2 separate regions of the Homo sapiens genome follow, and region 2 is linked to region 1. A link is a loop called in an ENCODE intact Hi-C map of the cell type or tissue named here. Cell type or tissue: natural killer cell. All regions are shown on one strand. Each heading gives the region's core, and the rest is flanking DNA. Links, peaks and the distances in the headings are about the cores only.

Evidence for each region. Peaks named below come from ENCODE experiments on the same cell type or tissue, not always from the same donor. Only the 100,000 strongest peaks of a DNase experiment are listed, where the experiment ranks them.
Region 2: a loop joins it to region 1, with 8 times the contacts of the local background. A loop is called at or near these places in 1 of 110 quality-filtered maps.

What each region holds. Positions count from the first base shown.
Region 1 is chr15:90,036,089-90,041,402 of GRCh38, forward strand. The region is part of intron 1 of ZNF710 (zinc finger protein 710); the gene reads left to right. Among named protein-coding and RNA genes, the nearest start is that of MIR3174, 32 kb to the left of the region's middle. RefSeq lists enhancers at 1,965-2,484, 4,529-4,823. In natural killer cell, for the core only: no CTCF peak of the experiment used is centred there; a DNase peak (open chromatin) is centred at 2,383; H3K27ac peaks cover 819 bases.
Region 2 is chr15:89,933,362-89,938,675 of GRCh38, forward strand. It overlaps the pseudogene LOC100421368. Among named protein-coding and RNA genes, the nearest start is that of ARPIN-AP3S2, 23 kb to the left of the region's middle. In natural killer cell, for the core only: no CTCF peak of the experiment used is centred there; DNase peaks (open chromatin) are centred at 2,900, 3,380 and 3,660; H3K27ac peaks cover 1,960 bases.

The sequences.
Region 1 (5,314 bases), core at 59-5,058:
TGGAGTGACTTCCACTTCGAAGCGCAAGCACTTCACCTTCTCCTTTTTGTTCTTCTCTACCCTGTTTCCTTCTTTCTTTGTGAACTCAGAAAGCTTTGAGACTCCCCTCCCGTTCCTCCTTTCTTCCCCTCCACTCTTGCCGCCCGCCCCCCACCCCCTCCGCCTCTGTTTCTCTCTCCCTCTTTCCCTTGCTTTTATCTGGGGGAACCCCTTTCACAGGTTTGCTGTATAACATTTCTCTTCCATTCACTTGGCGCTGTTCGATTTTAATGTTCCTTTGAATGACACCAGGCGAGTGCTCCTTGGGTTTCCGAAGCCTCTCTCTGAAGTGGCTGGAGCCAGCGTCTTCCCCACCGAGGGACGTCCCTTCAGTGGCCTCTGGCTCTGTCCAGATGGTCTCTCCCCATTGGGAGCCTGGAATGAATTCTCATTGTGAGCATTCATCACTCACCACCTCCTCCCCACATTCAGCTGTCAGTCCTACTGGCCGCAGTGGAAAGAAAGCCTGCTCCATTATTTCTAGTGACAGACCTGGCCATCATTCCCAAGGTCTGTGGCTCCCATGCAGGCCTCGAGCTGGGGGTGGGGCAGGGCATGGGAAAGGGTTAAATAGATAAGCCCAAGACACAGTCCTGGCCCCCCTCATCCTCTTCACACAGGAACCAGAAGGGTCTTCAGCAACATGCATGGGATCGTGTTACTTCTGGCTTCCCATGCCTGAGAATGGCATCCAGACATGGCCTTCAAGGCTCTGTCTGCCTCGGTGACCCCATCTCCAGCCACTGTTCCCAGTTCACATCGGGGAATTCTCCGGCCCTCCTAGAGAGGCAGCCCAGGTTGCTAAAGAGGCACTTCAAGCACATTTCAAAGAACGCAAGAATTCTGGAGAGGTGGAGAGCAGGAGAATAGCACAAGCAAGAGCCAGCTCCAGGGTCAGGCTGGAGATGGGAGGTCAGGCATGGTGGGGAGGACGGGAAGTGGGGCTGGGTTCAAAGCCTGGCTCAGCTTGGAGGACCTGGCAGGGGCTCGGGGTGGGGGTGGAGTGTCTCAATCCTGGTGCACACTGGAGTTATTCGAAGGGCTTTTAAAAATTATCAAAGTTGTTCCAGGTTCATTCCCCGGGTGGCCCACACGCTGTTTTTAAGTTTAGCTCTCCAACCCTTCTTCCTGGTTCTCCCCTTCCCTTGGAAGAAAGTCCCTGGTCCAGCCTGGGTGTTGGCACTGGCATTTGCCCTCCCAGGGCCACTGGGACTGGGAATCCCCAGGAGGGCTTTCGAAAGTGTCAGGAACCGCTCCTTCCACTGGGGCTTTTCTCCACTGATGGGAAGGCTGCCTTGCTCAGTCAGCCCCAGGCCCCTGGACAGAAGGAACTAGGGGAGCACTAAGCATAGGTGTCCCTAGAGAGTCAGCTGGAAGGGACCTAGTTCAGAAGAGGAAACTGAGTCTCAGTCACCAGCGAGTACCACCACTGGTGGTACTCAGAGCTTGGGTAGCAGAGCTTGGGCTTTTCAGCCTTGGACACCACCAGCTAGGATGGAGTGAGGGCTGAGCTGGAATGCTTCTGAGGAAATGATCTCTGACCCAAGCATGCCACAATTATGAGAGCATCTTCAGCACTCATAAGCATCGCAGGCTGGATCTCTTTCTCTGACCTTTGGATGTGGGGTGCCAGAATCTGTGCTTAAAGATGAGGGATGTCGGGCTTCTGCCCTCAAAGAACTCTGGATCTCGAGGGAGCAGTGGGCCTAAGCATAGAGTATTCTAATACGGTCGCTAGGCTTCCAGAGCTGTAAGAGACAGGCTTGAGCAGGGAGAGACGAATTCCCCGAGGGAGGCCTTGATGAGGAGGTGAAGAGGCAGTGAGGGTCTGGTGTCTACTCCCCTTTAACCACAGGCCTGGCCTTCCAGCCAGGGTGCTGTACCAAAGTGAGTGCTGGGGCCGCTAAGTGGTGCCCAGGTACTGATTTCCCCTCGACCCGCAGTCGGCTGGGCTGGGTGGGTCTGTGGATGGTTTGGACCAGCCTTGCCCGATTACCCCAGTGTACGGTCCAAATATGATTTTCTATGTGTGCCATGCAGATCAGGAGCACTGTAGCAGGCCCCTCTCTCTATCACCAGTGCATCACTTTCATCATGGAGCAGGTTGGGAAACAAGCCAAAGGCTGGCCCCACAGACACAAAGAATAAGTCACAACTCACCCACGTGGTGTGTTTCCTCCTAACTCTTTAGTTTGAAATTTTCAAACTTGACAGAAAAGTTAAGAACCTTCGTCCAGATTCACTCATTGTTGCCATTTTGCCACGTTTTCTTTATCTCACTCTCTTTCACGTGGTTTTGCTGAGTCATTTGAAAGTGAGTTGCAGACAGCCCACCGTTAAGTACGTCAGCAGGTATCTTTCAGGAGTGTGGACTTCCCCATTTGCAACCACGGTGCCATCATCACACCTAAGAAATTACCACTGTCCAATAATATCCAATCTACAACCCATTCATATTTCCCCAGTTGAACTCCAAAAATGTTTTCGTATGGCTGTTTTCCTGATCCAAAAATCTTCATGCATTACATTTGGGTGTTGCGTTTCTTTACCTTCTTTTAATCTAGAACAGCCTCCCTGCTCTGTGTGTGTGTGTGTGTGTGTGTGTGTGTGTGTGAGACATTGGCTTTGAAGAGTCCAGGAAGGCCAGCTGTGTTACACAATAGATTTGTGTAATCGAATATGTTCAGGTTAAGTTTGCATAGTTTCAAAACTCACCTGATAATTGCTTCATTGTGTCCAGGAAAGTCCTAAGGCAGAGAGGCTATCTCTTTGGCTGTCTGTCCCTGTGTGTGTTGTGGGGCATCCTGTCCAGCCACCCAGAAAAAGCAATGGCTTTGGTAACATGACATGTTATGTATAAAATGCTTCCTGCCAGGTGAGGTGGCTCACGCCTATAATCCCATCACTTTGGGAGGCCAGAGGGGGTGGATCACTTGAGGCCAGAAGTTCAAGACCAGCCTGGCCAACATAGTGAAACCCCATCTCTACTAAAAATACAAAAATTAGCCAGGCGTGGTGGCAGGCGCCTGTAACCCCAGCTACTCGGGAGGCTGAGGCAGGAGAATCGCTTGAACCCAGGAGGTGGAGGTTGCAGTGAGCTGAGATTGTGCCACTGCACTCCAGCCTGGATGGCAGAGCGAGACTGTCTCAAAAAAAAAAAAAAAGTGCTTCTGATGTGTACAGATGATTTCACCTGATGATTTCACTGGCAGGGCAGATGTTCTCTTCATTTCGTGGGTGGGATTCTGAGAGGTTGAGGCCATGCCCAGGTCCACTATCTTAGGCAAAAGTGGACCAGATCCCTGCCTTGTGACCCACTGTGGGGCTTTCTGCAGTGACAGCTGGGAGTCTTGCCCCACGACTGGATGAGGTGGTCTCACCTCATTTCACTCCTGGATCCAATACGTGCTTGGCTGAGTGCTCAACCGAGTATTGAATGTAATCTAATACAGTCCAATCCATCTTGATGACTGCAAGTCATGATTAGGAGCCCTCGGTGCTGAGCTCAGGTATGGAGGTGTCCAAGCTGCTTGCCCCACCCCTAATGGCCATAAACTGTCACTGGGTCATTTTCAGCCTGCACCCTAGCCAGCCACCATCATAGCCTCCAGCAGCGAGTGGCACCTCTTTCACCTCCTTGGGTTTCCTCTGCATCTGCCGTGGTCTGGGAAACTGGATAACCGTGCTTGTTAGAACTGAGTCCAAAGCCTCCAAGCAAGGGGCGCTGTCCCATAAAGAAAAAAGTGCCTGGGACACCAAAGTCCCCTCTTCGAGTCACCCACATCTGTTTCATTCTGGACTCTCAACTTTTTCATATGCTCTGCAGTTCTCTAAGTCTTTTGGGGGAAATTTGAGGTGGCCAGAGAAGAGATCTCTGGACAAGTGTAATCTTGCTATCACATATTAGGAAAGACCATAATGTACAGCAGAGGTGCCTGGTGAGGAAACAGTCAGCATGCCAGTGAGAACCAGAGCCTGGGGGCACTTTGTGCATGGTGGCCATACTGCTGGATGACCATGCCAGCTTGGGCTGTGGCTGGGTGAGGTCACCCAGGCCTCAGGCCTGTGCACTGTGGCCACTGCCTCCTCTGCACGTAGATCATACCGCCTTTGTTGAGGAAGTCGTGTCTGAGGATCTGGTCCCCAGCTCTAGGCAACAGCAGAAACCCTGGTACCCAGATCCCCCAGTCTCCAGGGAGGTGTCCTTAGTGCTCCGGATGGGGTTGTTAAAGCCACATGTGAACACTCCGCAGATTTTCCCTGCAAGGTACAAGCCCTCCAGCCTCTTCCACCCAAATGTGTCACCTTGGGCAGCAGCTCCCTGAATTCTGTTCTTTCTTGAAGGAATTTCTGTTCTCATCAGTTCATAAGCACAGTGCCCCTTCTGTTTCTTGGCTTAATGCTCCGGGAGTTCACAGTGATCCCGATTTGACTTCACAGTGACTCCTTTACCAAGCCTTTTTTGCTTGTTTGCTTGCTTTTAATTTTGTTTTTTATCAGAGTAATATATGCATCTTTTTTTACATCAAACAATACTGATGGGCTTCTAGTGCTAAAGCAGCAGGCCCCGCCCCACCTCGCTCCCCAACTCCAGCCCTCCAGCCAGTTAACCATTTGCAAACTGCTTACTTCCTCCTTCCTGTTATTTACGTCCATGTTCTGAAATAATATGTTACTCCAGTGATTTCTTGATTTATCAATTTCGGACATTATCTTTTGCCTCCATATTGTTGCAAGTGAGGACTTATCTCTCCACCACCCTATCATTCCTCCTCCTCCTCTCTTAGTTTTATCATTAGGTCGCAATTTTGGGTTAAGCCCACAGTATAAATACTATTCACTGCTAAACATGGCACTGAACTACGATTACTTCTTTAAAACAAGAGTTCATTATTGTTTCTTTTGTTCTCACTGCGTTACTTTTCTCTGTGCTTCTGATTCCTCCTAATACACCAACAGATTAGGAAAACATCTATTGGATGTTTATCTATTGGTTCACTGATCAATTCTGTTTTTTTTTTCTAGACACCTAGGTATCTTGCCAGTTAAATTCTTTTCTTTTCTCTTTGTTTGTCTGTTTGGTTGGTTTTTAGAGATAGGGTCTCACTCTGTCACCCAAGCTAGAATGCAGCGGCATGATCACAGCTCCAACATCTGGGCTCAAGTGATCTTCCCACCTCAGCCTCCAGAGTAGCTAAGACTACCAGCATGCACCAACATGCCTGGCTAATTTTTTTATTTTTTGTAGAGGTGAGGTCTCACTATATTGCTTAGG
Region 2 (5,314 bases), core at 192-5,191, 100 kb before region 1:
TAGTGTGGGGGGAAAAAGTTACCTTGAAAACTTAGTCCTATCCAGTAAGCCTTATACACAGGTCTCAGTCTCTCTAAGAAAAGCAGTCCAGCTTCCGCTCCTGTCCCAAGTGGCAGCCGGGGAGTATTAGGGGCAGGACTGTGGCTGCTGAGATCCCAGGGGCAGGAGTGGGAGGGAGGCCGAGGGGTCTTTGGCTGTGGGTTTGCTCAGGCCTCTTCTGAATCCAGGGTGATCCCCTCTGGCAACTTCACAGCCCACCCTAGTGACATCAGGATCCCATTCACCCCATGGGGGCTGTACAGAAGTTCAGGAAGGCTGAAGCTCAGATCCTTGCTCTGCCTGCTCAAACTGTGCCTTAATTGATGAGACTGTGCCTCGGAGAGTTACAGGGCTTCCTCTAAGGCAGCCTCCTTCAGGGGCTCCAAGCAGAAGAGAGGCAAAGCCCCCCTCACCATGGGTATCGCTGAGTTACTGACTTCTCTAACTCTGGTCGCATTTCTGCCTGAATCCCTCTCCTCCTTTGCTGCCTTTTTTTGTTGTTGTTTTGTTGTTGAGACGGAGTCTTGCTCTGTCACCCAGGCTGGAGTACAGTGGTGCAATCTCAGCTCACTGCAACCTCTGCCTCTTGGGTTCAAGCTATTCTCATGCCTCAGCCTCCCAAGTAGCTGGGATTACAGACATGCACCACCACGCCCAGCTAATTTTTGTATTTTTAGTAGAGACGAGATTTCACCATGTTGGCCAGGCTGGTCTCGAACTCCTGACCTCAAGTGATCCGCCCACCTTGGGCTCCCAAAGTGCTGGGAGTGAGCCACCGAACCCGGCCCTTCACTGCTTTCTTCTTCCCACTTTCCCCATGGCCTCAAACAGGCAGGCTTCCACCTTGCTCTGCCACACACATCCCTCCAGCGAGGCAGCAAGCCTTGAGGCCCACAATCTAGGCTGAAAGGGCTCTCTTTTCCACTTAGGGGACAACTCTACAGGCTAAGTCCTCTGGTCTTGGTTGTTGAAGTGCTAAAGGATATCTGTGCGTAGGATCAAAAGAAAATAATTTGGAAGATCTCTTAAGACAAACACCTATTTTGCAAGGCTAATGTCTTGCTGCATAATCTATTTTGAATGTCAGAACTAGATATTAATTACTTCTCCTCTCCTCATACTTTCTATAATTTTGCATTTCACCACAACTAGCACCATCAGTTGTAAGATGCACTGTTATTTTAGGTACTCCTAAGAAAGAAAAACAAACTGCCAATTAAATTGTGAACAATGCATTCTTATTTAGAATTTTGGTTTACACTCATTCAAAAAGCTCTTTTTAGACTTATTTAGACATATATTTTTATATATCATCTTGTGCATATGTAAAAAGGAAAATCTCAGTGAAATAGTTGGAAGGTATTTCTATAACTTCTTTACAGAAGAGACTGATGTAGACATTGATTCTTCTGAACCCCTTTTCATATCAAAGTCGATAATGACCGTGTCTTTCTATACAGCATTGCTGCCTGTGCATTGAGAGAGTTGTTGATACGGGATCTCTTCATCCAGTGCTCCACCACTGCCTCTGGGATTGCCTTCCCAACTGTTGACACTCATTCTGCAAGTTTTTTTGTTTTTCATTTTTTGAGAAAGAGTCTTGCTCTGTCACCCAGGCTGGAGTGCAGTGTGTACGATCTCGGCTCACTGCAACCTCTGCCTCCCGGGTTCAAGCGATTCTCCTGACTCAGCCTCCTGAGTAGCTGGGATTACAGGTGCCCGCCACCATACCTGGCTAATTTTTTGTATTTTTAGTAGAGACAGGGTTTCACCATGTTGGCCAGACTGGTCTCGAACTCCTGACCTCAAGTGATCCACCCGCCTCAGCCTCCCAAAGTGCTGGGATTACAGGCGTGAGCCACTGCGCCTGGCCTCATTCTGCAGGTTTTTATGCTGCACCTCCTGTCCCTTTTTCTTCTTTTAATCTTATAGAAGGTGTTAATAGAAGGTTTTCAGATCAAGTTTTCATATATGCAGACAATGACAACCATATCGAAACTACTGCCTGGCCAACAGCTATTGTCAGCAAACATTGATTATAGGGACACGTATCAATTTCAAAGAAATAATGAATTCTAGTAAACCTTAATACTTTTACTTCCCACACCTCTTCTGCCTCTAGGCAGGCTGGATGCTTCAAGCCACACACAGAAGGTTCTGTACTTGGAAAGGCTCTTTGATACTTTGTAAGATATTAATCCTATTACACAAATACTGCTGGAAAGGAAATCTTTGAATATAAAACTTCGACTATAATTCTGCTATTTCTTCAGATAGAGTCCTAGAAGAGAGAATTTAGATATTTAAAAATAAGGCTGACTATTCTTTCTTTCTTTCTTTCTTTCTTTCTTTTTGAGACAGGGCCTGGCTCTGTTGCCCAGACCGGGGTGCAGTGGCGTGATCTCAGCTCACTGCAACCTTCGCCTCCCAGGCTCAAGCAATCCTCCCACCTCAGCCTCCCAAGTACCTGGACTACAGGCACACACCACCACGTCTGCCTAATGTTCGTATTTTTTTGTAGAGATGGGTTTTGCCATGTTGGCCAAGCTAGTCTCGAACTCCTGAGCTCAAGCGATTTATCTGCCTCTGCCTCCCAAACTGCTAGGATTACAGACATGAACCACTGCACCCGGCCTATTCTTTTCATGAATACAAATCACACTTTTTGGATCAGATGTGAAGTAGGCACATAGATACACACAGACACACAGACACACACAGACACACACACACACACACACACACACACACACACAGTGGCAACACTGGAAAACAGAGTGCTCTCAGTAGACCATAAATGATCAGGAACCTCTGAAAGGCAGAAGGAGAATGAAGCTAGACTACAGGAGGAAACCACAGCCTAAACCACATGCAAGAAAAGATTGCTCTACAAGTCAAGAGCATCTTAGGGGCTCTAAGCTTGGAGACGGTAGATACGGGGAAGAGGAGGAAGCTCTGGGGCACCATGAAGGTGGTTAATTCAGGCATCACAGTAGGAACAAGGGTCTGGCTCCCTGCTTTCCTCCCCTGCTTGTACCAAACAGAGGACAGCAGAGGCCTCTGCCTGCAGTCAGGAGTAGCAGGGTGACAGGGACAAGCTGAGATAAATTCAGTCTATCCCCCAGGCCCTGCGGGCCCGGTCAGTCACCCCGATGGCCAAGAAGTTAAGGAACTGCTGCTCTTTGCATGTGAGGTGTGCAATAAGAGGTTTAAGTATTGAGGCAAGCTAGCCATCCACAAGAGATCACACACAGGAAAGAGATTCTTTCAATGTAATCTCTGTGGGAAGCGCTTCAGGCAGGGCATAGGCCTGCAATTTCACCAGCAAACCCACACTGGGGAGAGGCCCTACACGTGTGACGTCTGCCAGAAGCAGTTCACCCAGAAGTCCTACTTGAAGTGCCACAAGAGAAGCCACACAGGGGAGAAGCCCTTCAAATGTAAAGACTGCAAGAAAGTTTTCACCTACAAGACGAATCTGAAGGAGGACCAGCGCATCCACTCCGGAGAGAAATCCTACAAATATGTTCCAAGCGTCCAAGAGCCTTCGGTCGGCCCGCGACCTTAAGACGCCACCAGAAAACACTTCCAGAAACCACTTCGCAGTGACTTCGTCATCAGGTCTATGTCTTCTGCACCAAGAAAGTGTGAATGAAGATTTTTCACCGATGTTATCAGATGACGTTTGACACATAATGGGCGCCTGGCACACAAAGGAGTGCCCTAGATAGGAATTCCCAGGATGTTTGTTTAAATCTTTTTCCTCCCCAGTGAATTTTGGTTTTTGTTTCATTATGTCTATTGTTATAGGTTTATTTTGGCTTGTGTTGCTGTTCTTTCAATAAACATCTTATTAGTTTTCAATATTTTGTAACAACAACAACAAAAAAGGAGTAGCAGGGTGAAAACTTGAGCTCAAAAAGTAAGGCAGTGCTCTGGAAGACCACCAACACGAGAAAAACATAAGCTACTTGCTCAACCCACCCAGCAAAGTATCCCATTCCTCTACCATAATAATTGGATTCAGGATGTAGCAAACAGTCACAGTGTCACACACTGGTCACATTAGTTAGTAATGTTTAGCAAATAATAAGAAATCTGACTAATAATGACTCAAGCAAAAAAGACATTTAATTAAATTACATCACGAGATGTCTAGAGATAGGTGGTTTCAGGTTTAGTGTCTCTAACTCAAGGAAGCTATACAGAAAACAGATTTTCTACCTCTCCACTTCATCATCCTTAGTATACAGCTTCCTTATGGTCATGTGATGGCTGCCGCACTTCAGATATAACATTGAGAGGTGAGGCCAGCTGGACTTCCTGGGTCGAGTGGGGACTTGGAGAACTTTCCTGTCTTACAAGAGGATTGTAAAATGCACCAATCAGCGCTCTGTAGCTAGCTAGAGGTTTGTAAAATGCACCAATCAGTGCTCTGTAAAAATGCACCAATTGGCGCTCTGTAGCTAGCCCAAGGTTTGTAAAATGGACCAATCAGCACTTTGTAAAATGGACCAATCATCAGGACATGGGTGGGGACAAATAAGGGAATAAAAGCTCCCCTCCACACCCCCCCCCACACCCCCCCCCCGCCCGGCCAGCCAGCAGTGGCAACCTGCTTAGGTCCCCTTCCACACTGTGGAAGCTTTGTTCTTTTGCTCTTCACAATAAATCTTGGCTGCTGCTCACTCTTCAGGTCTGTGCTGCCTTTAAGAGCTGTAACACTTACCGCAAAGGTCTGCTGCTGCATTCTTCAAGTCAGCCAGACCACAAACCCACTGGAAGGAACCAACTCCGGACACAACATCATGTCGAAGGAAGAAGGGAAAGATGTGGTGTCACTGAGTTTTCACTCATAAAAGTGTCCCTTTTATGATAAAGTAAAAGTTTTCCCAGAAATTCCTGAGTAGGCTTCCACTTACATCTCATTGGCCAGAACTTTGTCACACATCAGCCCTGCTGCAAGAGAGGCTGGAAAAAAAACGGAATTGGAATTACAACAATTGATTTAGAACAATCATGATTTGTTACCTGAGCTGGCTGAACATGCAATTGCCCAAACTGAATTAACTTTCTGCTCTTTAGGAAGCAAGAAGTGAGCAATACCTATGACTAGCCCATTGTCAAGGTCTTCTGTGAAAGCTAACAAGGATGCTCAAATACAAAAGACAGTCGCACATCCAGGAATCAAAAAATATTTGAGGAAAAACACAACCTTAAAACAGAGATACCAAACTCAGGAAACAGAGAAATCAGGGAGACTTTAGATTAATTA